2 separate regions of the Homo sapiens genome follow, and region 2 is linked to region 1. Evidence: chromatin loops called from intact Hi-C (ENCODE). Cell type or tissue: IMR-90. All regions are shown on one strand. Links, peaks and the distances in the headings refer to the core of each region. The heading gives the core; the rest is flanking DNA.

Evidence for each region. Hi-C counts contacts between places; a loop is a spot of excess contacts. Peaks named below come from ENCODE experiments on the same cell type or tissue, not always from the same donor. Only the 100,000 strongest peaks of a DNase experiment are listed, where the experiment ranks them.
Region 2: it touches region 1 in a loop (3-fold over the local background); 4 of 110 quality-filtered maps call a loop at or near these places.

Annotation. Positions count from the first base shown.
Region 1 is chr11:105,044,054-105,060,782 of GRCh38, forward strand. CARD16 (caspase recruitment domain family member 16) reads right to left here and starts at 1,282. Exons shown (of 4, transcript NM_052889.4): 1 at 1,238-1,282; 2 at 339-605. The coding sequence starts at 1,244. LOC107984381 (a long non-coding RNA gene) reads left to right here and starts at 3,947. Exons shown (of 3, transcript XR_001748352.2): 1 at 3,947-4,110; 2 at 14,307-14,360. In IMR-90, for the core only: no CTCF peak of the experiment used is centred there; DNase peaks (open chromatin) are centred at 1,318 and 3,288; H3K4me3 peaks cover 1,650 bases; H3K27ac peaks cover 2,377 bases.
Region 2 is chr11:105,167,562-105,184,290 of GRCh38, forward strand. All of the region lies in intron 4 of LOC105369468 (a long non-coding RNA gene), which reads right to left. It overlaps LOC105369469 (a long non-coding RNA gene), which reads left to right. Exons shown (of 5, transcript XR_007062872.1): 3 at 15,809-15,960; 4 at 16,212-16,362. Among named protein-coding and RNA genes, the nearest start is that of CARD18, 36 kb to the left of the region's middle. In IMR-90, for the core only: no CTCF peak of the experiment used is centred there; a DNase peak (open chromatin) is centred at 10,350; H3K27ac peaks cover 290 bases.

The DNA.
Region 1 (16,729 bases), core at 1-8,000:
CCTGGACACAAAATAATAAATCAATCAATAAATATCGTGCCTTGCCAGGAACACTGGAACATATTGTATGAAGCTTTCTAGATAGTTCTCATGACCTTAAGGAAATTAGCTACCATGTACTCAGAACAGAAAATGAACTTTAATCAGAAGAGGGCACTGAGGATGAAGGAACACAAAAAAGAGTCAAGGGACATGCAATAGGGCCTCTGCTACAGAAATATGGCCCAAAGGCAGAGATAAGAAGATATTCTGCAGATTAACATGACTAGTAAAGAAATCAAATGTTAGGCACGAAGACAGGCCCTAGGTGAACTTGAGTGTGAGTCACTGACCCTTACCTGCTGAGAGTCCCAGCGTCTCTGCCAGGTAACTGTCTTCTTCACAAATGTATGTGATGCAAATTTGGCATGCCTGTGCCCCTTTCGGAATAACGGAGTCAATCAAAGCTCGGGTCTTATCCATAACTGTAGCATTTTCACGTTTTACTTTCTCCATCTCTTCCTGGTTCAGCACCCTTGTCTGTAATAATTCATCCAGTAAGCCATTTATTGTACCTTCACCCATGGAATGGATAAACAGCTTTCTCTTCTCCTTCAGGACCTTGTCTGTTTGGAGCACAAGGATTTCTCACATCATGAAAACAGCCTCATATTCCTCTCACGTCATCAACAGAAAGTGACCTCATTTAGATTTCATCAGTGAAATGTCCCCCTCCTCACAGTTGGGTAATCCCTCTTCTTACTGTATTGCTGTCCTACTTGTTTCCCTCAGTAGTCCCCATATATGTGCATGGAGTGACCTGAAGACTGAGTTTACCATTTCCACATCAGTCCCTGGAAAGCAGAGATCATCCTCTTGTGTCCCATGTTTATTTAACTCTGAATAATAAAGTAATGAAGCAGAAATAGCCCATTTCATTTAGGAACCACTGCTGCTAGTACTCCTCCTGTGCCAATTCTGTACCCTCTGTCAGACTTACGACAGGTAAGCAAGGGTTTAATTAAGATTGCAAAATGACAGCAGGCTACCCCTAAAGTCTCTGTTCCTTTCTGGGCTTGCCTTTTCTTTCTAAAGCCTGCAAAAATCTTCTAGTTCCTTCTCTCCTCCCACTCCTCCCTCTCCCTCACTTCTGCTCACCTAAACTTCCACAGATACTAATTATGGCTTCCAGAAGAGCCAGCCCTTTCCACAACTCTTTCTTCCCAGGGACCTGTTCTTGGAACAGTAAAAGACTCACCGGCCATGGCTTTTCTCTCCTACCCTTCTTGTGTGGGCTGAAACTGAAAGTATGTTTCGCCTTCCTTTTTGGCAGGGCGTGTACACATATTGGGAAACACCCACTGCACATTCATATGCATATCTTTATTTTTCTTCCCAGAGAAAGAATCAGAACTGTAGCCTGCATCAGAGAGTGTATCCAAGGGAATTCTTTTTTCTCCAGCCCTTGGATAGATCAGGGTAGGAGGGGAATGGGGCTTAGAGAATAAGCCCCAGGATTGAGAAAGTATGTGTACAGTTAAATTCACACAGTGAAGAGTTTCCCATTCATTCGAAAACTTGACCGAAAAAATTAACACAACCTTTGGAGAATGTGAACCACTGTTCCCTTGACCCCACCTCACAGCTTTGGGGAAAGTTTGTGGGAAATATATGTCCCTGTGAAGCAATTTTGCTTTAAGAAATGTAAACATTTTTCACCAATATTAAAGCTTTTCTTATTTAATGTTCTTCCTTTCCTGATGGCTTTTTTGTTTTGTTTTGTCTTCTGATACATGATGTCACTCTGTTGCCCAGGTTGGAGTGCAGTGGCATGACCACGGCTCACTGCAGCCTCCACTTCCCTAGGCTGAGATGATTCTCCCACTTCAGTTTCCTGAGTAGTTAAAATTACAGGCAAATCCCATCAGGGCTGGTTAATTTTTGTATTTTTTGTTGAGACGGGCTCTCCCTATGTTTCCTTGGCTGATTTTGAATTCCAGCGCTCAAGCGATCCGCCCATCTTGGCCTCCCAAAGAGCTGGGATTACAGGCATGAGCCATGAGCCACTCACTCATCTTGGATGGCTTTCTTTTGAGGGACATTGCATCACAGAGGCCCAAAGCATAGACTCTGAACTCAGAATGTTGAACCTAGCAAGTTAAACTCACCTTCCTGGGCAAGATATTAAACTTCTTTATACATTGGTTCCTCTGTCTGTAAAATAATATTATTAATAGTACATACACATCTACACAGTTTTGAGCAGTATTGAGATAAAAATGTGAAAAATGAATGGAACATTGCCTGGCAAATGGTAAGCAGATAATGAGGGATATTACTATAATTAATAGAAATATTTCAGTTTAGAAAAATAATCAAGGATGATTATTTGCAGATTTTTTAGCTAAGTTTATCTTTTGTTAGAATCCTCAAGCAGTGCCTCCAGTCATTCATTTAGCAAATATATGTGGACAACATGGTTCTCGGTGTCAGGGGTTCCATCAAAACATATATTATGATCCTTTCCCTCTTGCTCGCACATTCAAGAGGGAAAGATACACATGAAACCTGGTATGTAATATGTAACTGGAATATTTAGAATGTGAAAATATGCCAAGCGATGAGAAGAATAAGAAATTAATTGGAGAAGTGGGAGACAAAGTATTGCAGGACTCATGAAAATTGTACACAGAGGAGCCAGGGAAGGCCAGAAGAGGTCTCTGCCTTTGTCAGTACATGCTGAATTGATTATCCCAGAAATAAACTCAATGTGGCTAATTTATTTCATGAATAAACTTGATGGAAGATGGACTAATAGCAAAATGCACACGGTACATTTCATTTATCATTTTTTTTTTTTTTTACCAAAAATTTTCTTGGGCTGTTACGTTATTACCTTTGGAGGATAATGACCAGATTTACAAAAATATTTACGGTTTGACATGTGGGCTACCAGTTTTACTTCCTGTGCTCCAGGCTAAGAGTTAAATGTCATTGGTTAAGTAGAACGGACTGTGTAGGAGGACAATGACGTGGCTTTTAATCTAAGGTGTTTTTCATGGTGTTTTTATCTTTACTCTGCCAATGACCTAATCCGATTGCAGCAAAATCTTGAGCTCCTTGCCGCTGGAAGGATTTGTAGCATGGAAGAAAGCAGAAATTGTCTGTGCACCACTTCTCTTTAGTTTATTTACTTTTAAATTTATGTACTGACTCATTTATTTTTTCTGCTGCTTAAGGGTTTCACATGAGGGTTTCTCCCCACCAGCCAGAGCCAAGAACCACGGAGTTTATGCATGCCAAAGTGGCATCCAGGACACAGAAACAATGATTAGACCATGTGTCTGGGGATGTAGAATCATGAGCTTTGAGTCATGTCCTGGGAATGTAAACACTGAGCCATTAGAGTGCAAAGGCTCGCTATTTCCTCAAAAAGGAAGATGTCAAAAACTGGAAACAACTCAAATTCCAATTCAGGAGCATAAGTAAACAATTTGTGCTAGACACATACACTGAAATACTATTCAGTCATAAAAGGAAAAAATTACTAATATATGCAATAACATGGATGAAAAACTTATACTTTCATTATGAGTGGAAGAAGCCATATAGGAAGGAGCACATACCCTGTGATTCCAATTATATAAAGTTCTAGATTAGAAAAATCTAATGTGTAGTGGTAGAAATTCAATCACTGCTTATCAGAGGAGGAAATGGAAGGAAATTGAGAACAAAGGGCAAGACAAAATTTTTTGGGGTGACAATATCGGTTTGTCTATTAAATGGGATATTATACTAAATATTCTTGTGTAATTAATAATCAATTTATATTCTTAAAAGGGGTACATTTTCTTTTATGTAAATTATACTAAAATAATGTTAAAATTTGAAATGAAAAAGGTCAATGGTAGTAATAACAGACTAATTTGGAAAAACATTTTTTTTCTTGATTTCAGGACACAATCAAGCCTCCAAAAATTACCCATAATTCTGGTAAGAGGAAGCAGTTCTCATAGTGGCTGAAATGTAATTACCCGCCACCCACATTGGAGGGGGATAGGTAGACAGAGGGGAGATAACCTACAGGAACCAATTTATTGACTGAAATATGTACCTGGAAAATAGCATTACGTAAGTAAAATTATCTTAAAATAAATGAATGTAGCAATTCTACTGTAAGTGATATTTAAAATCTGCATAATGATTTAAAAATCCTTCTATCAGTGTGAAGTCTGTGAAACAATATTATTTTAAATGACAGAGTAGGTACTATAAGAACCTCTGACATAGAAGACAGAAAATTCCTGTGCTTGGGTTTTGACCATCCCATTTCCAAGCTTTAGAACATCATATACCCTTTCAGTTTATCCAACTCCTCTTCTTATTTATATTTGTGGACCATTAGCACATTTTGAGTAATACAATTCAGAACACTAATCAACTATAACATGTTATTTTATGTTTTCTTTGTCTAAAACCTTCCCCTTTTCTGCACAGCTTATCAGTGTGGACTTGGGTATCTAACAGTCCTGAGGTCAACTTCTGTTTATGAGCTATTAGATTTTGGACAAGTTATTTAACATCTCTCAGCCTCTGTGTTCTCGTGTATAGAAGGGGCCTCCTAATCATTCTTACCTTCTAGGATGCAATGCCAGGTGTAGAGATCATGCCATAGTACCTCTCATTTATGGTAGTCATGACCTATAGAGCAGAAGCAAGGTCATGTACAAATGTACTTTTTGGTTAAGTACTTCTAAATTTTTCATATGCTTCACTTCAGTATGTTGAATAAGCATTAATTTCATTTTATGATAGGAAGATCAGGTAAAAAATTGCTTCAAGGCCTTGGTAAGCCCAAGCTGGAGAACTGGGTGAGAAGCCAGCCCACCACCTCACTCATTACTTGCTGTATGTGATGCACTCCTCTTCAACTGGGTACTAACTACACTGGGAAATAGGAAGTAGATAAGCAGATAAAAGGTGCTTTTTTGTGTCAGTGGGAAATAAATTCTGAGTTAAATGCATCTAGACTATGATAATTTATAACAGTCAGCCCCAGTAAACTATTTAAATGATGAGATGGGCAATAGGAAACCATTGCAGCTTCCTAAGTAGGAGAGTCACGTTAACATGCTTCTAAAGTAACTATTTCATATTGAGTGCTTAATAAGGCCCAGGCTCTGTAATAGATACTTCATCTATATTGGTTCCTCTTGTCGAACCGTTTAAAAATATTGGTACTTGGAATAACCCCAGATTATGAAACCAAAATCTCATCCTGACCCTCACCCTTGAGACTTCATGCACTGCCACATCCAGAATTTAATAGGACATGTTCTTTGAGGCATTGCTGGTACCATGTGAACCAGGAGCTGGGTCCTGATTGGACTGAGTGTTGGAGACAGGAGAAGGGGTAAGAATGTCTGGGAGTTGGTGCTGACTACAGAAAGAAGCTGCAGAAGAGTAGGAAGGAGCGAAGATGAAGCAGTAAAGAGCTTGCCTGGACAGGCAAGTGGCCAGGAGGGGTGTGGTCTCCTTGTGTCAGATTTCTACACCAACAGCATAGATAATAACTGACCCATGGAACCTCTACAAGTTAGAGTCTCATCTTGGAACCAGATAGAGCCAAATCCCCAAGGAGGGATAGACATGGTCTTGGATGTGGTGTGTTGCCTAGCAGCAGAAACAGAAGCCATTCTTTTCCTTCAGCCCACTCAGAATATAAACTACACTGACAGATGAAGTATATAAATACACTAGAAAGCAAGCCACTATAAGGATATATCAGCAGAAAGAAGAGACTATAAATTTAAATCTTGAAGGACATTGAGATATTGGACAAATCAAATATCAAATATAGAATGAAATCATTCTATATCAAATATAGAAGGATGTAAATAAAGGGAGCAAAAAGTAATTATTCTATAATAAGCAATAATTTGAGAAACAATAAAAATAGAGCATGTATAAATACAAAAATTAGTTATATTTAATAATGGACAGATTAAAAGGCAGACACACAAATCTGCGAAAATGTATATAATGTGGAAGATACAGAGATGTACAGTTGACCTTTAAACAATGAAATACTTAGAGGCACTGACCCCTATATTCAGTTGAAAATCTGTGGCCGGTTGCGGTGGCTCACGCCTGTAATCCCAGCACTTTGGGAGGCAAAGGCGGGCGCATCAGGAGGTCAGGAGATCGAGACTATCCTGGCTAACACGGTGAAACCCCATCTCTACTAAAAATACAAAAAAATAGCCCGTCATGGTGGCGGGTGCCTGTTGTCCCAGCTACTCAGAAGGCTGAGGCAGGAGAATGGCTTGAACCCAGGAGGTGGAGCTTGCAGTGAGCTGAGTACGCACCACTGCACTCCAGCCTGGGAGACAAAGCGAGACTCGGTCGCAAAAAAAAAAAAAGAAAAGAAAAGAAAATCTGCATATAACTTTTGACTCCTTCCAAACTTAACTTCTAATGGCCTGCTATTGAAGAGAAGCCTTACCAGTAACAAAAACCACTGATTAACAAATATTTTGTATTTTATATGTATTATATACTGTAATATAAAGTAAGCTAAAGTAAAAAAAGTTGTTAAGAAAATCATAAGGAAGAGAAAATATATCTACTATTGACTCAGTGAGAGTGGATTATCATAAGGTCTTCATCCTCATCGTCTTCACATTGAGTAAGCTGAAGAGATGGAGGAAGGGGATGGCTTAGTCTTGCAGTCTCACGGGTGGCAGAAGCAGAAGAAGAGGTGGAACAGGACACAGGAGAAGAAGGCACACTGCATTTATATTTGTGGAAATGCATAGTTATTTCTGTCTGACATTTTTGCTTTTCCATTTCCCTAAAATTTTTTCTAGACAGTATGAATCTTTCTTTCACCATTTCCCTTAGTTTCAGTGCTCATATCATAGAATGGTCTTTGTTGTAAAACAGGTCAAAAGCTGCTTTGAAAAATCAGAATCTTTCTGCCAAATTATAATGCCAATTTGTGCTCTGGCACTACTTCTTCTACATCTTCTTCCTCATCATTTGGAACTGGTTCAGAAGCACACATCTCTATCAAGTTTTCATCTGTTAATTTCTCTAATGTGCAATTAGCTCTTGAATTTTTATAAGATCCATATCTTAAAGTTATTCACTTTTTTTGCAATATCTACAATCTCTCATTATTTTCTTGATTGGCTTTTTCATAAACGCTGGTGAAGTCATGGACAACTTCTGGAAACAGTTTTCTCTAGCAGAAATTTATCGGGGTCTTGTTATGTTGCCTAGGTTGGCCTTAAGCTCCTGGACTCAAGCTATCCTTCCACCTCAGCCTCTTTAGTAGCTGGGATCATAGGCCCATACCACTGCACCCAAAATCATGGCTTTTAATTTTTTAATATCAATGATGTCATTTTCAGTGGTGTAGCCCTTCCAGACTTTCATGATGTCATCTCTATCGATGGTCTCTTCCTTGGCATTCACAAATCTTTTCATAGAGTAACATGTGTAATGAGCATTAAAGTTCTTTCTGACCTCCTGATTCAGAGGCTGAATTAGAGACGTTTCATTTGGTGGCGAGTAGACCACTTTGATTTTTTGCAAATTGAACTAATGAGGTTTTGGGTAGCCAGGGGCATTGTCCAACATCAAAAGAATCATAAATGGGCAGTCCCTTATTGGCAAAATATTTTCTGACTTCAGGGACAAAGCATGAAAGGAATCAATAGAGAAAAAGTGCTCCCATTGCACAGGCATTCTTGTTGTCCAACCAAAACACTGGCAGCTAGTGTTTACCATTTCTGTTCAAGGCTCAGGGCTTAGTAGCTTTATAGATAAGAGCAGTCCTGATGATAAACCTGACTGCATTCCCATGAAACAGTAAAATTAGCTTATCCTTTTCTATTTTAAATCCTTGTGCTTGCTTCTATTTCTTACTAACAAATGGCCTTTTTGGCATCTTTTTTTCTAGACTAGAACATTGTCACCTGTATTCAAAACCTGTTCCAGTAGTATAGTTTCTCTTCAATGATTTTCTTAATAGTTTCTGGGAACCAATCTGCTGCCTCTTGATAACCAAAAGCTGCATCCCCTGATGTCTTGACATTTTTAATGCAAAAGCACTTTAAATTATCAAACCATCCTTGGCTATCATTAAAGTATCCACCTTTAGATCCTTCCCCTTTCTTTTCCTTTAAGTTGTATAAAATAACTTCATTTTTTCTGGAATCATATTAGAGTCTATAAATATACCTTTCATATGAAAATTCTGCCACCACTTACACCCTTCAATTTCAATACAAGATTAAAAATTGTTTCACAATAGTGCAAGGTTTTGGCACTGGCAGGCACAGTGCAGTGATAGCTTTATTATCTCCTTTTATTTTTTTACATTGGTCTTCATTCTGTATTCATTTATCTTGAAATGGTGAGCAGCCACAAATCCAGATCTCAATCTACAGTACATATCAAACAGTTCTACTTTTTCTTGTAATGTCATGACATTGCTTCTTGGGAACATTACACCATCAGTATTGGTATGTTGTCTGGACCCCGTGCTGTTATTCGAGAATTATGGTGTTGCAGTAAATGCAACGAAAAATACATTAAAAACCCAAGGATACTGCTTTTTATAGCAATATGAAATTTACTGGAGATACAAACTGCTGATGTAGAGATAATGAGTGTCACATGGCATTTTAAGCAGATACAAAACTTGAGTTCACTGAAATAGCAGCAGGAAATGGCTATGAAAATATGGGAGTACAGTATCCATGGTTAATTTTGTGCAGTTAGGATTTAATACTGTATCTTTATATTTGTTTACATTTCTCTTTTCAAGTGGTACTATGTTTTATCTATGAGTGCATAAACTTTGATAAACTTTAGCTTTCTATAATAGATTTGTGTATATTTTATAATATAGTAGTAAATGATAAAATAGACTTAACAACTCCATAAATTTTGTGCATTTTTTACATACCTAACTTAATTTTTCAGTATTTCTAGTGTAGATGATTTGTGATTTTCTTCAAATTGTAGCAAATCTCCTAAATTTTTCCAATATGTTTATATGTTTATAAAATGCATGTATAAGCAGACCAAGGCATTTCAGATACTTGTTGTTTATGGGTTAATACTAATTTATCTAGATTGCAAAATCAAAGCAGAAATGAGAGGCTGAAAAATTTGAGAAGGCTTCACAGGTACGAAGGATGGAATGAGAAACTCTGAGATATAGCTGATCAACTTACCAGAAAGACAGACGAGAGAGAATAGAAAAGACAAAATATTTAAAGCAAATTTTTCAGAACTGGGGAAAAATATGTGTCCACTGATTGAAGAAGCACAATGTATCTGTAATAGGATAACTTCAAAGAATAACTGCTTTCTAACAGCCCTCTGAGTTCGGCATTGTGATGAGTTGAATTGTGTACCATAAAAACATATTGAAGGCCTACACCCCAGTTACTCAGAATGTGCTCTTATTAGGAAATAGGGTCCTTGCAAATATAATCAGTTACAATGAGTTTATTTTGGATTAGTGTAGGGCCATCAGCCGGAACAACTCATGTTCATACCAAAGAAAAGGGGCTCTGGAGCAAAGACAGACAGGAAGAGCAACATGTGAAGACACAGACTCACAGAGGGAAGGCAGCAATATAATGACAAAAGCAGAGAATAGAGTGATGTAGCTGCAAACAAGGAACACCAAGATTGATTGAGGCAACCAGTAGTTAGGATGGCGGCCATGGCCCTACTCTACTGACACCCTGATTTCAAACTTCTTGCCTCCAAAACTGAGAGAATGCATTTCCAGTTAAACCTCCCTGTTTGTGGTGATTTGTCATGGCAGCCCTAGGAAATGAATACAGGTATTATTAGTTCCATTTTGCAGATGAGAAAACAGATTCTCAGAGAGATTGATGACTTAGCCAATGGAGTGAGGAGCAACCTCACCTCATGGATCTATAATCTGAAAATGGAACAACAACCACATGTGCTAGAACAGAAGTAAAAACTGGTGACCCACAGAGTCCATCATAAGCCCAGTGATATTTCTTTGGCTCTCTCAGATGTGATTTATCTTGACATTGAATTAATTATCAGAGGTAAAAAATTGTAAGATTTCAAATAAAGTGTTTCATTCCAGGCCTCTGTTGCTTGAATTTCAACATGGAAAGGGTTGCCTGGTACTGAGTCCTTGATGACGCATTCATTATGCCTTCTGATTTTTCCTGCGTTCACCTAACCTGATTAACTTAATGTGTGTTCTCTGCCAAGCCTATATGGTGTTGGTATTTGTGGCCTCTGCCTGGGAGACCTGAGATTAGACTTACAGTCTGTAAATTTTATTAAGATTATTATTAAAAATTATTATTAATCTCACCAATTTACACTGATATAATGATTTGTATGATCATTGACTTCAAGTCTCATTTCTCTATCTGTCAACTACCTGCCTTGGAGAATTGTTGGATTAAATTTAATGTCTGAAGAACAATAATACCTATTGAACAGCACAAATGTAGTAATGTTACCTCTTATCTCAATATGATTCTTCACATATCTGTAATGCTAGAAAAATATATGTTACATACGAGAAAATTTTTTGTAAGGAAAAGCAACAGCATTTTTCCACAAGGATTTCAAAACATTGAGTAAATGTATCTATTTCAAGGGAGACGGGAGGGTAAAAGGATGTAATAACTATATTGATTAAGAAAAGAAAGGAAATTTAAGGGATAAATAATGCAACATAAGTTTCATAAGCAATGTAGTATGTGATGTTTATTTTCACTATGTAACTCAGAAAAATCATTGTCATCACATAACACACCACTTCAACCCTCCTGACTTTAGTGCTGTTGTAGTGGGGACTCCCCCTCATGTGGTTGTTGTCACACATCAAGCCACTGTGCTTCAGGTTCTTTCTGCTTTGAAGATCGAAGATGTTCATCAAAGGACTGAGGACTGTTTAGCTGTGCATATGTGGGTCCAGAATTGTAGGAGAGGGAGGACCTTCTCCTGGGGGCTAATTTCAACCAATGAATGGCATTAGTCCATTGATGAATGTCTCTAATTCCTCATCTTCTAGTAAGGTAGAATCTACATAATTGTAGACAATCCTGAAGAAAGACTGGAACCCAGTTTCTCAGAGCAGTAATGAATTCATTATTGCATTTTTTTGGAATATTATCTTTCTTTCATCTCCCTTCCCCACTCCCTCACTTCTGCTTTTTGGAAATACTTTCCAAATAATACTTACAGTCAAGTGGCTGACTCCTCCTATTTCATGGTCAACCAAATTGCGTCATTATCATCATCAACATCACCACTATCATTGTTGTCATCATTATCTTTATTGAGCAATTTAAGTATGAACAGAACTATAATTAGTTTTCTACATATATCATGTCATGTAGTTCTTACTATATTACAAAATTGCTAGGCTTAACTCTCCTTACTCATAAAACTCTGTAGCTAAGTTAATTACACATATAATCACACATCTAATATCAAGTATGGGGCAGAAGAAGCCCAGGCCTTGAAACAGCTCCTTCATTCCCGTGATGTCGAAGTGAGCCCCATTCCTTGGAGTCAGATAGTCAAACTTTGTATTGCTTATAATGAGAGCCAGGTATTTGCAGATCTTTCTGTTTTTTTTTTTATTAGATTGATCTGCAGGAGATGGAGATGAAGTGACTTTGATTACCTGAGTCTCTTTTCAATCTCCATATGTTTCACAATTTTGTTTTTTTAAAACCTCGTATAGCTGCCCTCTTCCCTAACCTCTATCAAAAGACACTGCTTTCCTCTCTCTCAAGAGCCCAGAGCAAGAACCAGGACATATCTGGATGATTAGTCAAGAATCTTAAAGAAACTAGAATAATTCCTACTCCCTTTCTTCTTATTTTTCTTCTGCATCTACTCAAACATTTCTTATATTCAGGTTCAAATCAAATTTCATAAAAACTGAGAGATGTCATCTGCACCAGTAAAAATGAATATAGCAGAGGTTGTTTGCCTTCCATATTATGATTATATTTGTACTATTTAAAAAATATCAACATACTGTTTTTTAAGCTTTAATTATATTTTTCAAATATGCTTCACATCTAGGCTTTTCAACCAGAGTACAAATAATTATTACTCAGCTATGCTATCATGTAACTATTTTTCTTCTGTGACTATAGCTGAAATTGTAATATATCTCAAATAGATACAAGAATCAATAAATGAAAAAATGATGAATCTACGTTTTATCATGGGTTGAATGAGTATTGGTATCTTTTTGAAGCCATATGAACCCTTCCTTGCTGAAAGCATCTATGATAAAGGTTACTACTGTCATCACCCCCAGTCACTTAGTGCTTTAAGTATTTGTGCATTTATGGCTGGCACTGTGGCTCCAGCCTGTAATCTCAGTGCTTTGGGAGGTGAAGGCAGTGGATCTCATGAAGCCAGTATTTAGAGATCAATCTGGGCAACACAGTGAGACTATGTCTCTACAAGAATTAAAATGATCAGCCTGGCATGGTGGTGTGCATCTGTAGTCCTAGCTGCTTGAGAGGCTGAGGCTGCAGAATCTCTTGAGCCCATGTGTTCAAGACAGCAGTCAGCTATGATCACACCATGGCACTCCAGGCTGGGCAACAGAGCAAGACCCCATTAAAAATAGTGCATTTAATGAAAGCAATTGATTCTCTCCTTTTGTCCATTTCATGAACAGAGCACAGCATCTCTCCAGGTTTTTCTTTACGGTCTCAATAATTCTTCTTGAGGACAAAGCTTGAGAGTATTTGTAGATTCTGCTGATTCAGGTGGTCCAGCTTTGATTTGTGGAAGAGCTGTGGGATATCACACAATATAAGTGATGTCTTCTGCCTCTGTGACCCAGGTTATCACCTAAGAAAGTTGAGACAGAGAGAAAGAGAGAGAGAAATCCTAGGAAAAAGACTTCTTTGCCTGTAGGGATTATAGCTGTGCTTAACTTCCAGCTTAAGGAAATGTATTGTTGTTGAAGAAGAAAAGGGAATTCCCTGATAAAGAAAGCAGAAATCTCCCTCCATCCCTCCACACACAAAAAATGCAATCACAGATTCTGATCATTCTGCAAAAAAAATCTTGATGATTTAGGGTTACATTTGGCCTTCCTCTATTCAGAAAAACAGTTTGATTTTTCCAGTGGTTTTACTGTATGGTACTGATTCATCCATGTGGACTTTCTACTGTGTCTGGGCAAGAGTGTACTAAATAAATACCTGTTCAGAGTGCTATCTATTTGAAATACAATGTGAGTTCCACATGCAATATTAAATTTTGTAATATCACATTTACAAAAGGTATAATTAATTTCAATAATATATTTATTATAATTTATACAAAACATTACTCTATCAACATGTGCCACTAGCCACAAGTTAAGTACTTAATAGGTACATGTGGCTACAAAACTGGATGAGACAACATTCCATTTTGGAGTAATAGTTCCCTCCTAGTCCACACCACACACAGATACATATATACAGCAAACACTTAACAGAATATTGATTTCTGTACCATCCTGGTATTTTAAAAGCAAACTTTAAGTGAATGACCAACTTTTCTAGAAGAAACGGGTTTCAGATATCTTTTAACAAATTTTGAAATCAGCTATTCAAAGAAGAAATGTTGTCTAGTGACAATAGTACTGTGTCCAAGGTCAAAGGGACAAATATTTGTACGAGATTCTGACGTAAATGTGGACGTCTTGCCTCCAAAGTGCTGAACAACCAACACTAAGTTTTTTACCTTGTGTTTTATAATGTGAGGAAATAATATATCTCTTTTGGATAAGTTTGTAATAGTCATTCTGATCTATCCCCTTGTGAAATATAATATTCATCTCTTTTGACTGATATTGTGCAAGAAACTGGGAGATTCTTGAGCCTTCCTTCTGGAAAAGAAAAAAGAATTCATGCATACAAATTAGAAGAAAAGTTTACTAAGATATAATAACAAGGTTTCTTTTCATGAAAAGAATGGACAGGCATAGTATTTATGTTTGGTTACATGACCCAATCAAGACATAGGAACTATGAGTAAAGTACTATTATCCTGTCTACAATTTATATTGTTTTGTTATATTTCATGTATTTTTTCTATTTCAATCATTTGTTTCCATTCGTTTTTAATGATATTTTAGAATAAATATCTTGCTAAAGTGTATGATAAAAACCTGATCTCTGGGGATGCAACAAGTTTTAAGAGTATGTAAGGAAACCAAACCTTCTAAGCATATATTTCTTCATAGATTAAACAGTGACATATGTTCCTCCTTCTCATTTCAGAAAGTTCTGCCAATGTGAAGACATCCAGGGTCCTGATATATTCCAGGTCTGGGGGTATGTTTTCCTGTTTACAGGTTTGGAGAATTTCCTAAGTTAATAGTCATCTTTTAATGACCTTTATGCATCTAGATAGATAGATAGATAGATAGATAGAGAGATAGAGACATAGATATAGATGCATCTATATATGCATCTGTATATCTATCTATCTATCTATATATATATAAAGTGATTTTAGGTAAAATAAAAATTAGACAAAATTTCTCTCATATCCTATAGTAAAGTTAGCATGAAAATGGTTATTTTATTACAATATTATAAATATTATAGTGCAGATTGCTGCCCAAAGAGAGTTTCTATTAGCCTAGCAGTACAACAGAAAGAAATGTGGAAATCAGGAGTTTAGATAAGCATTTCAATTTGAGTCTTATCTGTTATGTAATGAAATAGGACTCTCTCAGGAATCTCCCCTGGAATCTCTTTACATTGAGACAAAAAGAGAGGGAGTGGTATAGGGTCAGACAAACAATTGCCATGGCATGTAGGGGTTTACATGGCTATGTCTCTGACTAAATCACAGTCTTGGAACTGTGATTTCTATATACTGCATAATATATGTATATTATGTGTGTATCTATATATTATATTATATATAATATTTTATATATATATATATGTTGGTTTGTTAAATGAAACAAACAAATAGCTAGGATTCTTCTTATCCTGAACTTCAGAATCCAATGCTCTGCTGGAAAACCTCAGAATTATAACCATATCCAAAGGCCTGGCCAAGGCCTAGACCTCTTCTAATAGCCTTGTTAACCTGCTTCCTGGTCTGCTGGGCTAGTGACCCTAAAACGTCCTGGGATCCATCACTCTGGAGAATCCAAATGCAGATAGAGTGCAGGGAGCCACTGGACCCCTGCTGCAGGTATCTGCAGCTACCTCCTTCCTGCCACAACCTCTGCTGATCAGAAAGGTTATTTCATTTTGGAATTTAGTGCTCATTATATATGAGAATTGTACGTGATAAATAATATATAATTATTGGTAAACTCTAGTAGTTCAGGGCTGCAGATTTCAGTGTAATTCTATGGAAAATTTTGTCTATCCCTGAAAAACATGGATCTGAGAATATTTAAACTCTAATAATACTCATAATATAATCTTACAGTCAAAAGTTTTAAAAAGTTATAAAATTTAAACATTTTATAGGAGTTCCCCAATCATATTTTTTTAATTCACAGAAATGAGTAAACACTGAAAAATTCCAATTTGTAGCATCCTAATAATAATTAGGAAAACTACTCTTTATTGCATGCATACACTTCATCTGTTTATTCATCACATATTAATTACGTATCTGCTATGTGCCAGGATCTCTAGTACTTACTCCTATTAATTATTGAAGAAACTAGTTACATTCTGGTGGCAGAAACTTAGTATATTTTAGCTCTTTTTACTTAAATGGAAAAGGGTTAAAAGTGGAACAGGTTTGTTCTGGAAAACAAAATGGTTAATTTCAGCTGTATTCATTTTGTGATGCCAGTGAAACACTCTAGTGGAATTGTTGAATATGCTGCTACAGCTAAATGAATCTGGAGCTCCAAGGAGAGAGTTCTGGATGAGGCCTAATATCTTGGAAGTTGTTGGTATGTGATGCCTGGCATTATATTGCCTCTAGCTTTACATAGTCTTATGAAAAAGGACTGGAATTGTCCCTGCTTTATATGTGGTAAGACTGATGATTAGTCAGCTACAGCGTTTAAGATACATGCAGGAAGACATATACTTTACTGACAGAATCTAGGTTTAGATTTGAGTATCTCTTACTACAAAGCATCTACTATTAATTATTTCTATGAACAGTCTGAACCTGAGGACTCAGCCTTTTAGCCAGTTGGAAACTGGATCCCACCCCACAAAAGGCAAGGTAGTCCCTTAAAGAACAATCACAGGTTTAATGAAAATGACAGATTTGTAAAGGAAGGATAGAGAGATCACAGAAGACACTGCATGGGCCTTGGAGTTGAATAGAGTCTAAAAAAATGGAGATATCCATTGTAAAATACCAATCTTACCTTTCATACTGGTGGACTTTTGGTACGTATTAAGTAGGGTCTCGATAGACTTTTGTCCAGCCACAGGGTTCTTTAGCACATTGTCTAGCAAGATGAGGGCTTTGTCTTCAATTTCGGCATAATATTTTTTCTTTTCCTTTCTCTTCAATATCAGAACTTTTTTTCTTCACAAGTTATTCAAATTGTCATGAAGAATACCATGGCCCCCACACCTCCTTCTGTTCATCCTTTCTTCTGATCTGTCAGTTTTTCTACCTCAGCTAATCTAAAATACATGTCCTGAATGAGTAAAATTTAACTAGTCTCCTTGCATTTTCCCGTAATAATTAACCAAATAGTTTA
Region 2 (16,729 bases), core at 5,688-13,687, 130 kb after region 1:
TTTCATATGTAAGTATAGTGACAAGAGTTTAAACAGTTACTGTATTGAATACATCTGATCATGTAACTCAACATATTTAACATACATCTGGATCATAATAGTTACAAAAATCAATTTTATTTTCTTCATGTTCTGAAATATTCCGATTACTCCACCATTAAATCTCAGTCTAATAATGCTTTATGTGGAGATAATAGTCATGTCCTATAAGAATTTTTATTTTTTGTTGATTACTATTGAGTGTGTTGAAAGTTGCTGGAATTCTAATTTCCAGGCAAGTGAAATGTTACTGTGCATTCAGATTATTCTAGACACACAATCTTAATCTGTGTATAGTCGGGGCTCAATATGTAGACTGGAGGAAGGCGTGGGCAGGGCAAAGGAAGGTGGCTGAGAACACAATTCGTAGAACACAGATATGCCGTCCTTTTCATCACTTCCTATTCTGTATGTCATGCACTCTCCTTTGGGGTCAAGGATAAATATCTTGCTCCTATATATACTGTTCACTGGACTATAATCTTGAAAGAAATTTGATGCTAGCATGTAATTAGCTCCCGTGAATATTTGTTGAATGAATGGCTGCATGAACAAATGAGTGTTATTAATTAATTGCTTGGTTACTTGGTTACTAACATGGAGGAGTTCTTTTCTGCTAATCATTTCCAGCTCATTTTCAACAGTCTCTTTCTTCTTCCATACAAATGTCAAAATTTCAACTTTGCCTTTGCTCAGTAACAAAAGATATCTGGGTTTCTTTAATAGACTACTACTCTTTTAAACTTATTAATTTTAGTAAATAGATAATGCTCATTAGAAAAATTAAAATACAAGTAATAGTCTCACTTTGAAAGTACCAAGTGACATTTTAATTTTGGTATTTAATCTTTACCCACTGGGTCTCTCTAAGAAGCACTGTCACAGATTACAAGATAAATGAAGTAAGTAGCATTTCTTTGCCAGAAAAGGACAGTCTGGACTGTACACAGATTTTAGCAGCACTTAGTGCTTTTCCCATCTTCATTCTATTTCACAAGAAGAAAAATCAAAGAGACAAGCAAACAGCAACTCTGTAAATGACTGCCAACTGTTACTGGAAGGAAATGGGTCATCTTTTTCACCAAATAGGTGACTGACAAATAACCAGCAAATTCCATTGCTTGGACTCATCATGCACCCAAAGTTATTGGCCTATTCACTACAACAATGGAGAGAGGACAGCTTGTAACAAAGGCAACATTTTGGAAAAGATGTCAAAATTAAAGAACTCTTCATAGTAATTTGAATACACCTTGAGAAGAGAGTGGATAATATTTTTCTCCTCTTTTTTTTTTTTTTTTTTTTTTTTTTTGAGTAGAGTTTCGTTCTTTTGGCCCAGGCTGGAGTGGAATGGCACGATCTCAGCTCACTGCAACCTCTGCCTGCCAGGTTCAAGTGATTCTCCTTCCTCAGCCTCCCAAGTAGCTGGGATTACAGGCATGCACCACCACACCCAACTAATTTTGTATTTTTAGCAGAGATAGGGTTTCAACATGTTGGCCAGGCTGGTCTTGAACTCCTGACCTCAGGTGATCTGCCTGCCTCAGCCTCCCAAAGTGCTCATCTTCTTAAAGTTAAAATAACATATCAGAAAGATCTGTTTAATATTTTTAAAGACAAATTCAGCCTTAAACTGAATTTCAATTTTATTTTATTTTTAATTTTTTTATTTTCATAGGTTTTTGAGGAACGGGTGGTGTTTGGTTACATGAGTAAGTTCTTTAGTGGTGATTTGAGAGATTTTAGTGTACCCATCACCCGAGCAGCATACACTAAACCCAATTTGTAGTCTTTTATCCTTCACCTCCTTCCCACCATTTTCCCCTGAGTCCCCAATGTCCATTGTATCATTCTTATGCCTTTGCGTCCTCATAGCTTAGCTTCTACTTATGAGTGAGAACATCCTGTGTTTGGTTTTCCATTTCTGAGCTATTTCACTTAGAATAATAGTCTCCAATCCTATCCACGTTGCTGCAAATATCATTCATTCATTCTGTTTTATGGCTGAATAGTATATTCCATCATATATATCTATATAATCATATATATAATCATATATAATCACATATATATATCATATATGTGATATATCATATATGATCATATATAATATCATATATATATATATCATAGTTTATCCACTCCTTGATTGATGGGCATTTGGACTGATTCCACATTTTTTCAATTGCAAATTGGGCTGCTATAAAAATACATGCACAAGTATCTTTTTTTTAATAATGACTTCTTTTCCTCTAGATCGATACCCAGTAGTAGAATTGATAAATCAAATGGTAGATCTACTTTTAGTTCTTCAAGGAATCTCCACACTGTTTTCCATAGTGGTTGCACTAGTTCGCATTCCTACCAGCAGTGTAGAAGTCTTCCCTTTTCGCTGCATCCATGCCAACATGTATGGTTTTCAGATTTTTTTAAAATTATTGCTATTCTTGCAGGAGTAAGGTGGATTGCATTGTGGTTTTGATTTGCATTTCCCTGATCATTAGTGATGTTAAGCATTTTTTACATGTTTGTGGGCTATTTGTATATCTTCTTTGGAGAATTGTCTATTCATGCCTTAACCCACTTTTTGATGGGATTGTTTGTTTTTTTCTTGCTGACTTGTTTGAGTTCATCGTAGAGTGTGGAGAATACACTTTCTTCTTTTTAAAGATAAAATAAAATAGCAGAAAGATCTGTTTAATATTTTTAAAGACAAATGCATCCTTAAACTGAATTTCAATTTTAATAAAATAAATATTTGACATAGATATTGTAATATTTGTGAGTAAATTGTATCTTATGGTGCTGAAATGCCTTTTTCTCCATTATTCTTATTAAAATCCATTGTTTCCAGGATGAATTCAACAGGTCATGGGCCTAATGAATCAAAATAAGTAACATTTTCTTTCTGATCTTTTTTTTAATGATTATTTTAGGTTCAGGAGATTCACTTATAGGTTTGTTACATGGATAAATTGCGTGTCAATGAGGTTTAGTGTACATATGCTCTTGTCACCCAGGAAGTGAGTGTAGTAACCCATCAGTAGCCTTCCAACCCGCACCCATCTTCCACACTCCCCATCAAGCAGTCTCCAGTGTCTACTGATCCCATCTTTGTGTCCATGTGTATTCAATATTTAGCTCCCACTTTCAAGAGAGAACATGTAATGTTTGGTTTTCTATTTCTGTGTTAATTTGCTTAGGATAATGGCCTCCAGCTGTATCCATGTTTCTGCAAAGAACATGATTTCATTCTTTTTTATGGCTGCATAGTTTTCCATGGTGTATATGTACATTTTTATTTTTAGCCAGTCCACCATTGGTGGGAACTTTGGAGGATTCCCTGTATTTGCAATTATGAATTGTGCTGCAATAAACATATGAGTACATGTGTGTTTTTGGTAGAATGATTTATTTTCCTTTGAGTATACAACCACTAGTGAAATTGCTGAGTTAAATGGTAGCTCTGTGTTAAGGTTTTTGAGAAATCTCCAAACTGCCTTCCATAGTGCCTGCATTAATTCACATTCCCACCAGCAGTGCATAAGTGTTCCATTTTTTCCACTACCTCACTATCATCTGTTGTTTTTTGGCTTTTTAATAATAGCCATTCTTACCGATATGAGATGACATGTTATTGGTTTTCATTTCTGTAATAATTATTAATGATAAGAATTTTTTTTATATATTTGTTGGCCACGTGTATGTTTTCTTTTGAAAAGTGTCTGTTCATGCCCTTTGCCCAAATTTTAATGGGGTTATTTGTTTTTTATTTGTTGAATTGTTTAAGTTCCTTATCAATTCTGGATATTAGACCTTTCTCAGATGCATAGCTTGTGAATATTTTCTCCCACTCTGTAGGTTTGTGACTCTATTGATAGTTTCTTTTGCTGTGCAGAAGCTCATTAGTTTAATTAGATCCCACTAGTCAATTTTTGTTTTTGTAGCAATTGCTTTTGAGGACTTACGAATAAATTATTTGCCAGGGCTGATGTTCAGATTGGTGTTTCCTAGGTTTTCTAGAGTTTTTATAGTTTTGCTGACCTTTTTTATTTTTTTTAACAGCTGCTGAGAAAGAGAGAGGGGTGAAAGGAGAGAGAGAGAGAGAGAGAGAGAGAGAGAGAGAGAGAGAGATAATGTAATTAACGTCTAATAAGAATGTAGGCGTCATCAAGTTATAACTCCATTCTTTCTACAACATCCTTTGTGGGTATGTATAGAGGAAGACTAAATATTTTCAGAAATGGCGATTTTACTACTTCTTTATCTCCTTTATAAACATAGATTCCTCATCCTGAAATTTTATTTAATTATTTTAAAATGATCTCTGCTCTGCCAGACACTGAATTATCTTTGTCTAATTTTGCGGGGTTTTTTTGTTGTTGTTGTTTTGTTTTGTTTTGTTTTTGCTTTGTCTTATTTCTTATTCCTCTTCAGTAGGAAGATACTCAAATACATAACCACTTGGTCAGTTCTTTTGTTTTCTTCTTGTTGAATTTGAAAGGTTTTTTTTTTCTTTTTTGGTATATTTTAGATAACAGTTCTTTATCAGATATGTGTCTTGCAAATATTTTTTCCTAGTCTGTGGATTCTTCTCTTACTTTCTTGTAGTTCCGGTTTATTATTTCTTTCATTGATTCTGCCTTTGGTGGTGTATCTGCAAATTTATTGCTATACTCAAGGTCATCTAGTTTTTCTCCTGTTATTTTCTAACAGTTTTATGGTTTTGCATTTTATATTTGTGATCAATAACGCATTAATTTTGATGAAGAATGCAAAGTTTGTTTCTAGATTCATCTTCTTTTTTTTTTTTTTTTTTTTCGCACTTGAATATCCAGTTGTTCCAGCACCATTTTTGGAAAAGGCTACCTTTTTGGGTTGTATTGATTTTGTTCCTTCATCAAAGATCAGTTGACTGTACTTTTGTGGGTCTAAGTTCTCTATTCTCTTCCATTGATCTATTTGGCTCTTCTTTCACCAATAAAACACTATGTTGATTACTGGAGCGCCATAGTAGTCAGTCTTGAATTCAGTAGTGTCAGTCGTCCATCTTTGATCTATTTCAATATTGAATTGGTTACTCTGGGTTTTTTGCCCCTCCATATAAACTTTATAATCAGTTTGTCAATATTCATAAAATAACATGTTGGGATTTTGATTGGTATTGCATTGAATCTATATATCAAGTTGAGAAGAACTGATATCTTGACAATATTGAATCTTCATGGCCATTAACATGAAATATCTCTCCATTTATTTAAATCTTTGATTGGTTCATCAGACTTTTGCAGTTTTTTCTATGTATAAATCCTATACATATTTTATTAGGTTTATACCAAAATATATCATTTTGGGGATTTTAATGTAAATGATGTTTTTTATTTCAATTTCATTTGTTCATTGATTATATATAGGAAAGTGAATGACTTTTGTATATTAACCTTGTATCCTTCAATCTTGCTGTAAGTTATTTTTATTTCTAGGAGATTTGCTGTTGTTGCTGATTTTCGGGGTTTTTCTGCAGAGATGATCCTGTCATCACTGCACAAAGACTGTTTCATTTTTTCCTTCCCAATTATACTTTTTATTTCCTTTCCTTGTTTTCTTGTATTAACTAGATCTTCCAATAGATTTTTAAGCTAGTGTGGGCACATGATTATTGATTATCATTTTTTAACTGGTTATGTTTTTCTATAATGTTTTTAAAAAGCAAGTACAGAGAAGATGCAAATTCGTTTCTAATTAATGGATAGAACTTCTACATTTCCAATAATATTGCAGGCAAATCTTAGAGTAATCAAATAAAGTAATACTGGAATTCATCCAGCAGAAAGCAATAATATTTAAATTGCTAAAAAGAGGCAGAGAAAATTTAATAAAACTATCAAAATATTAGAACACCTTAATAATTAAATATTCTCTTCTATACAAATCAGTGGCATATAAAATTTAGGATAGACAAATAACTTGTCTTAAGTAGAAATTTAATCTCAACAACATGTAACACATACCTCTTCCCCAACTTAAAATTAGAGTTTAAAGAAAACACAATATAAAAATAAATTTAAATTACAAATAAATAATTAAAAAATATATAGTGGCAAAGGAAGACTCAATAAATTATACTATGATTATTGGTTTATCATTTTGAAAATTCAAATTAGCAAAATCACAAAAGAAGTAAAAACAACAATATGAAAAGGATATGTGATATATGATACAACCATATGACGTTCTGGAAAAAGTAAAACTATGGAGACAGAAAAAGGAATACTGGTTGCTAATGGTTGAGGGGAGACAGGGATGAATACAGAGCACAAGCCATTTTATGGCTGTGAAACTACTCTGCATGATACCATGATGGTGGGTACATGTCATTATACATTTGTCAAAACCTATTTCATGTACAACACTAGGAATGAACCCAAATACAAACTAGCAACCTTGGTCGATGATGTGTAAAAGTAGGTTCATCCTATTGTAACAAATGCATCATTCTAGTGAAGGATCTTGATAACGGGGAAAGCTGTGTATTTGGTATATGGGAAACCTGCAGGGGCTATATGGGAGATCTCTGTGCCTTCTGCTCAATTTTGTTGTGAACCTAAAACTGCTAAAAAAAAATAAAGTCTAGTTATAGGAATTAAGAATTAAAATAAATAATGCAGACTTTTCTAGAATATCACATCTGAAGATTCTATATTTTATTTAAAATTATCTAATTTATTCTTTATACCAAACCTGTAAAACGTTTTAAAATATACTGCAAATATTGATTTAGTATTAAAAATAATTTCAAGCAATTGTTATTCTGAAAAATTTACTTATTCCCAAATTTGGAGAATATTTTCAGTCAAAACTTTTAAAGTGAATTTTGTAAAATTGTACCTAGTTGTACAGCTGGAACACTCTTTTATATGTAAGGAAATGTAAAATTTCAAACAATGTCGACTTTTTGACTAAAGGGAAGTCACTGTAAGGAAAATGGCTTTGAAAACCGTGGAAGACAATCTTCTATGCTTTTTATATAGGAAAGAGAAATGAAGACTCATAAGAACTGAAATTATTTTGTCACAAAAATGCCAAAGTAGAAAACCAATTTGTTCAGGAAGCACTATGAAAAATACTGCTAACCTCTACTTCCTGAAAACAGGATAACATAATTGAATTTCTATGGATAGCTACAGTACATTTATTTATCTTTTCATGTTCTCCAAAGGCTTCTCCCATTTTCATTTTTAAGTCTAGTTTAGAATATCCTTTTAAGTGTCTTTTTTATCAAGTGTCTACTTTAAATTCCAGGAAAAAATGGTTGAAAACTTTATTTTTCATTCTTCTTTATTCAATTCTGTTAACTAAATAAGCAGATCATGACTTTTCTTGTGTTTGTACAATTTCCCTATACATTCTTTCAAGTAAACACACTTATTCTCTTCAGACATGGGCTGTGTATGCTAGTCACCATTTTGTCCTCACAGGAAAATGCTCAACTTGTGTTCTTTGATCAAAAGTTTTGGGACATGTGGTCTTAACCAAAATACTTTTTCTTCACTGAACACAATGTGTACTTTAATATAATAATATATGTTTGATTCTTAAAGCTAAACTACAGTGTGCAGTTTTTCCTAATGACTTTTATTTCACAGAACATTAAAACTTAAAATTTTTAAACATTTAAAAATAATTATAGATTCACAGGAAGTTGCAGTAGAGTGTACTGAGATTACCCCTCTACTCTTTATCTAGTTTGCCCAAATGGTTATACCTTACAAAATTACAGAAAAATATCAAAGCTCCCTGGCGAATTGGCATTGGTGGAGCATGTTTGTTTAAGGAGGTGTGTATTTCTCTGTCAATCCATCACATGTAGAGTTCTATAACCAACACAGTAAAGACACAAAACCAGTTCATCACCACAAAGTTATCCCTCATGATACCATTTTAAACATCCGCCTTTACCATCCCCACCTAACTCTCACTATTCCTAAACTCTGGCAAACACTAAGCTTTTAGTGATCAGTGCTTCAAATGGACTTTTTCTATCTGTTGAAATGTCCAAGAGTGCAGTTGCTGGTTCCTATGATAAGTGATGTTTAATTTTTAAGAAACTGATAAAATTTTCCAGGCTGACCGATCCATTTTACATTTTCATCAGCAATGTATAGGAGATCCAGTTTTTCCACATCCTGTATTTTTTATTTTAACTATTCTGCTAGGAGTGTAATGACATCTCATGGCGTTCATAATTTACATTCTTCTTAATGGGCACTGATGTTGATTATCTTTTTATGTGCTTATTTTCCGTCTGGATATGCTCTTTGCAGAAGCATTAGTTTATGATTTTTGCTCATTTTAATTGAACTGTTTATTTGTTTGTCTCTATTGTAGAATTTTTAGAGTTCTTTATATGTTCTAGATATAAGTCCTTTGACAAATGCGTGGTTTGCAAATATTTTCTTAAAGTCTACAATTTGTCATTATATCCTTCTGAACAGCCTTGCAGAATAAATCATCTTAATTTGAATGATGTCCAGATTGTTACTTTTTTTCTTCTTATATTCTTATAGGTGGGTTTGTGTCTAAGAAATATTCACATAGCCTTACATCCCAAATATTTTCTCCTATGTTATTTTATTTATTTATTTATTTATTTATTTATTTATTTATTTGAGACAGAGTCCTGCTGTCACCCAGGCTGGAGTGCAGTGGCGTGATTTTGGCTCACTGCAACCTCCGTCTCTCAGGTTCAAGCGATTCTCATGTCTCAGTCTCCCAAGTAGCTGGGGTCATAGGCATGTGCCACCACAGCTGGCTAATTTTTATTTATTTATTTATTTTTAGTAGAGACGGAGTTTTGCCATGCTGGCCAGGCTGGTTTGGAACTCCTGACCTCGAACAATACACTTCGACCTCCCAAAGTGCTGGGATTATAGGTTCTATGTTATCTTCTAAAGGTGTTATAAGTTCACATTTTGCAGTTAACCTGTTTTCCATTTTGAGTGAATTTTTGTATAAACTTTAAAGCTTGTTAAAGGCTTGTTTTTTTTATAATTTTTATGTATCCATATATGTATTTATGTATGTATGTACGTATGTATGGAAGTATTTTTGTCTATAGATGTCCAATGTTTCAGCACCATTTAATGAAAAAGCTGTCCTTCCTTTATTCAGTTGCTTCTCTACCTTTTTTAAAAAAATCAGTTGATTGAACTTTATAAAAACAACTTCTGGATTCTCTATTGTTTCACTAATCTATGTATCTATCCCTATGCCAATAATACACAATCTTGATTTCTATAGTTACATAATAAGTCTTGAAACTTAGTATTATTCCTATCACATTTTCCCTTGATTTTCAAAATTGTTTTAACTATTCTAGCATTTATGTTTCCAACTAAATTTTAGAATAATCTTGTCTATATCTACAGAAAAATCTTGCTTGGGTTTTCATAGGAATAGCATAAAACATTATATCTACATCTATCTACATATATGTGCATATATTAATAACTATATATAATGCATTAAAAAATGAAGACAACATCTTTGTTTGGATTTTTCAATTTGTAAACAAGTTTTATCTTTTCATTTATTTAGGTCTTCTTTTATTTATTCCATTGGTGTTTTGGAGTTTACAAATTAGCATATAAGTCCTGTACATATTCTGATAGATTTATAAACTAACAATTTCATCTTTGTTAAGAAAGTTTAAATGGTGTTTTATTTTTAATTTCTTTCCATTACAAGGTAACTACGTGTATTAGTCCGTTCTCACACTGCAATAAAGAACTACCTGGGACCCAGTAATTTATGAAGAAGAGGGTTTTAATTGACTCACAGTTCTGCAGGCTTAACAGGAAGCATGACTTGGAGGCCTCGGGAAACTTACAATCATGGCAGAAGGTGAAGGGGAAACAAGCACTTCTTACCACGGCAGAGCAGGAGAGAGAGAGAGAGAGTGAGGGGGGAATACACTTTTAAACCATCAGATCCCATGAGAACTCCTTCACTATCAAGAGATCAGCATGGGGAAATCGGTCCCTATCATCCAATCACCTCCCATCATGCCCCTCTTTCAATATGTGGGGATTACAATTCCACATGAGATGTGGATTGGGGCCAGGAGCCAAACCATATCACTACAGAACCTTTGTCTTCTCTCCTACAAGTCTTTAGAGTAGTCCTGGCTTTGAGAGAATGAGACAGACACAAAGTTGGCTTAATATGTTTTTAAATGGGATTCTTTTTTAAGAAGATGAAATCTCCCAAGTGCTATAGTAATGAATCATCATCTAATGTCTATATTTACTGGAAGAGTTACCATGTCAGCCAAACAGAGCCATCTGGACCAATTCTTACTGTTATATTAAGTAGCATTTTGGAAACTATTTATAGAAATTGGGTCTATGACTTTTTCTGCCATTGATCTCTTTTGAGGAATATGTTCCTAGCAGAGAGTCTCATTTATATTGTTTTTTTGAAAAACTCTGAGTTGCATTTAGCACTGGAATGGAGAAAGTTTTGTGAAACTAAATCTTAAAACTAGAAACCTAAGCAGATATAAAAACTTTATTTATTTATTTTTTTCTTAAGACTTGGAGACTTACAGTTATTTGCAAGTACCACATAAAATACTTGTTCCGGCCGGGCGTGGTGGCTCACGCCTGTAATCCCAGCACTTTGGGAGGCCGAGGCGGGCGGATCACGAGGTCAGGAGATCAAGACCATCCTGGCTAACATGGTGAAACCCCGTCTCTACTAAAAATACAAAAAAAATTAGCCAGGCGTGGTAGCGGGCGCCTGTAGTCCCAGCTACCTGGGAGGCTGAGGCAGGAGAATGGCGTGAACCCGGGAGGCGGAGCTTGCAGTGAGCCAAGACAGAGCCACTGCAGTCCAGCCTGGGCGAAAGAGCGAGACTCTGTCTCAAAAAAAAAAAAAAAAAAAAAACTTGTTCCTTGCTTTCAGTTATGTGAATAAAGTGGATTGAAATGTTGCAATTAGGATTTACTGTGAATAGGTACAATAAACATGTTATGTCATGGTACAATTAGAGAGGAATCACAGTTCTATAGAGATTAGAACCTAAGTTTTTCTTGAAAAGGCAAAAAGCAGACAACTAATCACAATTATCCTTGAATATCCTGTAAATTGTCTATAAAGTTAAATAGCATAGTGTAGCATGTATCTCTCTAGTGATCCTTCTGAATTTCAAGGTTGTCAACCATTACCCTGGACTAAAATTAAGAACAAAAGAAAAGTCTATATGCCGAGGTCTGGGAACTGAAGCCGTTCTGCCTCTAGGGAACTCTCTGGCCTAACCATGGTGCTGATATGAATAAAAGATTTATACTATTAAACATATATAACATAATAAATAATTATTTTTAGGTGAAAAGTGAAAAAGATATTGGATCAACATCTTAGAGACCAATTAAATTTTGAAATCAACCTGATAGTTCCATAAATATATTTTTGATTCTGGACCCAGTCTAAAAATTAAAAGAAGATAAAGAGCTAATTCTTTTCAATGCCTTAAATTTTGTCTTAACCTTTTCTAGAACTGGAGATGCATATTGTTATAGAACAGATTCATTTTTTTATCTCATTCCCCAGCATACGTTAATAAATATTTATTAATATATTATTTTCATACATGTCTAAAACAATATTAATTGTAACGGAATGGAAATTAGCTCTGCATATAAATAAAATTTTCTAGTATAATCTGGATATCTGATCAATATTTTGTCTCTCTACTGATCTCTCTATCTGAAATATATTTTTAAGCTTTTAGCCATAAAATGTTCTATCTGGTTGCACAGGCTTACAAGTATGTTTTTTTTAAAATAACTTTGCCTTAGACACAGTTCTATCATTTCAACCATTTGCTGCACCCATATACATAAGAATATTTTTCTGTTCAGATTAAACTAATAAAACTAAAAAGTGATATAAATACCATATGGTACACTCAGTGACATGCATGGTATTTTTAAAGGAAGGGATATGACACTTTGGGGGATTCCTCTTATGACTTCTAAAGATTATTCTAATGGTGTAGATATAGAATCCTCTGGTCAATTGGATAAATGCCAAGCATTTAAACTCTGCTTGCTAATATTTACATAGCTACCTTTCAGCCAGCGGGCCACTTGCTTTCCTTTTATGTATTGAGAACTAGAGCTGCCCTGTGTTCCCCTGAAATTGCGGAATAAACTTATTAAAATGAATGATAATGCATTCGCTGGTAAATTTCACAAAGTGTGAAGGACACAAATATATGAACAAAATAAAATTATGTATTATTGAGAAATGGTTTATATACTTCCAGAGATATATTGCTCCTGTACTTATGTAGAAGTAGAAATAAAGATTAGCTCTTTAACATATTAATTGATGTTTCCAGTTTGGGACCGTGAAACATCCCAGAAACAGCTGATTGCTTTTTTAAAAAAGTCCTCTGTCTTTGTTCAGCTAGTCCTACAATAGTAACTTACTCATAGTACACATTTATCATATGCTAGCAGTCTGTCCAGAATAACTTCGTTTGAAGAAAAGATAGGTCAAGTGCACATTCCAGGGAATATTTGCAAAATAATATGTATTTTCTTGCAAAATTTTAAACAATTAGCTCTTAAGGTCACTTTCATATCACCCAGCTCTGCTAGTTTTGTTCCCCTTCTAACATATTTTAAAAGTATGCTTGTTTTAAAAGTCAAATAAATAAGATCTATGATAAAAATACAAGATAATAGTTGTGACAAACTATTCTGAAGAAGTAAGTTTCTACTCTAGGTGCGGGCAAGATCCTTCTAATCAAAGAGGAGTTCTGTGTTTATCTCTTTTGAATAATTGTGCTTTAGTTTCTTCATTTATCTATCTATTATTACTGATTGCCTGGAAGTGTACAGAAAGTCATGTCAAGGACTAAAGCAAACTCCTCTCAAAATATTCTTCTTGAATAAACTAGATTTTAATATTAGTTAATATTTATGTGTACGATGTGTTAAGCATTTTAGTATGAGCTTGTTTCATGGCCAAAATAATACTGTGAGAGTATGAGATATCATGTCTTCATTGTAGAAATGGAAAAATTAATCTGTGAGCAAGGTTGTGCAGGTTTATTAAAGTTGAATAACCACCAATTGCTAGAGTGAGAATTAGAAATCAGGATTGTCGGCCGGGCGCGGTGGCTCACGCCTGTAATCCCAGCACTTTGGGAGGCCGAGGCGGGCGGATCACGAGGTCAGGAGATCGAGACCATCCCGGCTAAAACGGTGAAACCCCGTCTCTACTAAAAATACAAAAAATGAGCCGGGCGTAGTGGCGGGCGCCTGTAGTCCCAGCTACTCCGGAGGCTGAAGCAGGAGAATGGCGTGAACCCGGGAGGCGGAGCTTGCAGTGAGCCGAGATCCCGCCACTGCACTCCAGCCTGGGCGACAGAGCGAGACTCCGTCTCAAAAAAAAAAAAAAAAAAAAAAAAAAGAAATCAGGATTGTCTGAGTCCAGAGTCTATGATCTAAACCACTCATAAAGACTGCTTTTTTACACTTATATTTCCTTTCAATGGGTTATTAAAGTGAAAGCTAAGGTCTCACTAAACTATTGCTTAACAGATATTCTATTAAGATAATTCATAGCCTTTTACAAAGACAAGACTAAAATACGATTAGCAGAAAGTCTTCTGAACAACTTGGCCTTGAGCCAACCCAAGTTTCAGAGACAATGTGAATGATTCAGCCGGTGCCTTATAACTGAGATCCAGAAATAGCTCTGAATCCTACAAAGAACTAAAGAAGTATATTCTCTAGCAGACAATGAGCAATAATGAGCTTCTGATGAGCCATATATAAATTTTTAAAATATTACAATATTTTTAGCCTATTTTAAGATATAAACATGTTTCCAAAAATACAGATTGTGCTTCTGTTTATTGATTTATTATCATTTGGTGGTCTATTCAAAGATATTCACAGAGTCAATAAATTCTGATTATTTTTTCAAGTTAAAAAGCAAAGGGATTTTTTAGCAAAAACACAGCCTCCCAGAGTACAGGGAAATGATATTAAGATTACCTAATAGGGTTATTGAGGAAGTATGTGTTACAGAAACATGTACTTCTGCAATTCTTGAGCAAGAGCTACTGAAGCCAACCAACAAGAAACTCTTGTCAGGAACCTGGCATTATGTGAACTTATCCAGTATGCTTCTTGGAGATCACTTGACTCTAAATATAAGTGACAAACATCACCTTGTGTTTTCTGAGCAGGACGGAAAGGTGCAAGCTAAAATGTGTTGTTATGATGCTAGTTGGCTTTGAAATTACTTTTCAAACAAAGATCGCTTTTGATGAGACCTAATCTGATATTCATGCACAGAAAGTGAAGATATAGCAAGTATACTTAAAGAAAACCATGACTTAGAAAGCAGAACAGTTATATTTATGTTTGTAGAGACTAGGAGAGATAATTATCTTAGAAGTGATTTAAATGCACAGAAAGTAAGTGCCCAATTTCCAAAGAAGAATTAGAGATCTCTAAAGCCTTTATTAGAAAATCCTTGTGTTCTTTTTATGAAATGTCAGTGAAATGAGAGATTGTCATGACGTTAAACCAGAATAAGAATTTAAGGAATGGAGAAAAGCAATGATGAAAAAAAGTATGTATCAACGTTTGATCTGAAATTTTCCTCTTCTTTGGAAAATGTCAAATTTTATGTGCATATTACTTGAGCTGAAATGTAAAATCTTAAGGTTTATGCTGAAGCTTCCTATGACTCTAATGAAAATTTAGAATGTGAATAAGAACTTTTTAGAAATACTTTCTATTGTTATAGCTTCAATAAATTCTAAAAATTGTTTTTACATAACATCCATGGCAAGAAAAAATGTCTATACTAATCATAACATTCTTCTTCCATACTTCAGTATGAGAATACAACCATATTATTTTCTAATATTAAGGTCTATTTATTGATCCTCAGCAGCATTATTACAGTTTTCTAATCTTTATTAAAATCACCCTGTGCACAAAAACTGTTCTGACATTTAACTAATTTCCAAACATCTTAAACCATTCAAATATAGTGTCCATTGAGTATAATTTGACTTTTACAAAACTCAGTTGAAAATTCCTTGTTTGCCTATTTGTTTTACTTGTTTACATTTGTTTTTCTATCATATGCTATATTTTCTCTATTGTGTAAACCAGGGAACAGAGTTTGCAGACTTTGGTTACCACACGCATACCTAGGATCCAACACAATAGCATTTCTGAATTTATACCAGAATCAATACACTAAAAAGTATCTAGTGCACAGTAGGCACTCAATAAATGCTTGTGAAAATGGAAAAATATTTACATATAAATTTAGCAGTTAAGGTAGAAACTTATTAATTAGTGAAGTTCTCAATTCTTCAGATAATTTTGGAAGGGTATTGTCAAGTGATTTATCCTGATTTTATTCTCCTTGCAATCATTTCTCCCTATTCTCCAGTTCTAGGATTCACATAATTTCTCTCTGACACAAATCTGTCCTTTTAGCTCATCACATATTTTTCAAATAAGTTGTAAATCATTTTACTTATTTTATTGTCTGTCAATTTATTTCTCTAGTAGTCTCAATTTTTTTACTTGGCCTCACTGTGCACATACATAACAGCACATTCTCAACCCCTATCCCTGCTTAAAAAAACTGGTTACAGTGTGATTTGGATTTGAAGCAGTGGATAATATACATGCAACCGAAACATTTTTCCTTTTCCTTCTAGCTACAGTAAAGTCAAGGTCTATACACCAAAGATAGAAAAAATGAGAAAAATAAATGGAAAGAATGAAGCAAAAAGAGAGCCATGAAAGATACAAAGAGATGTATTTAGAAAGTAGAAGGATCAAGACACTGTGTGCCTCAGAAAAAAAGAAGGTAAGCAGCAGTCGACTATATTTTTTAATTGAGATTTTCTTATCTAATTGGAATTATCCATGTAAGGAAACGAATCAGGAACTTGGTTGCCAGATGCAGAGAAGTAGATAAGATTTTCCTCTAGCTATATGCTTGTGCTTTTGGCCTGATTAGCAGCGGATTGAATGATGGCCCTCCTCAAAAGGTATGTTCATATTCTAATCCCTGAAAAATGTAAATGTGACCTTGTTTAGAAAAAATCTTCTTTGCAGATATAATTAAGCTAAAGATTTTGAGATGGAATAATTCAGAGGAGGAGAAGATATGAAGCAGAAGAGAAGAATCCCATGTGAAGAAGGGTACAATGATTGAAGTTACACAGGCGCAAGTTGAAAAGGCTGAAGCCATCAGAATGTGGAAGAGGTAAGGAAGGATTCTACCCTACAGCCTTCAAAGGGAGCATGACTTTGCTGACACCTTGATTTTGGACTTCTGGCCTTGAGAACTGTAATATAATAAATTTCTGTTGTTTTAAGCTATCAAGTTTATTGCTATTTGTTAAGAGAGCAGTAGGAAACTAACAGTATGTATATTCCTTCTTTAGTGACAGTTACGAAGTAAAAAAAAAACAAGAGAATATGGAAACTGCTATATACTAATGATTTTTTTCTGCCCATATCCATCTGAAGCAGTTCCTATTTTTGAAGGTTCCTTTCCCTAACACACACACACACACACACACACACTACCACCACCACCACCACACCAGAATTAAATAAAATACCACACA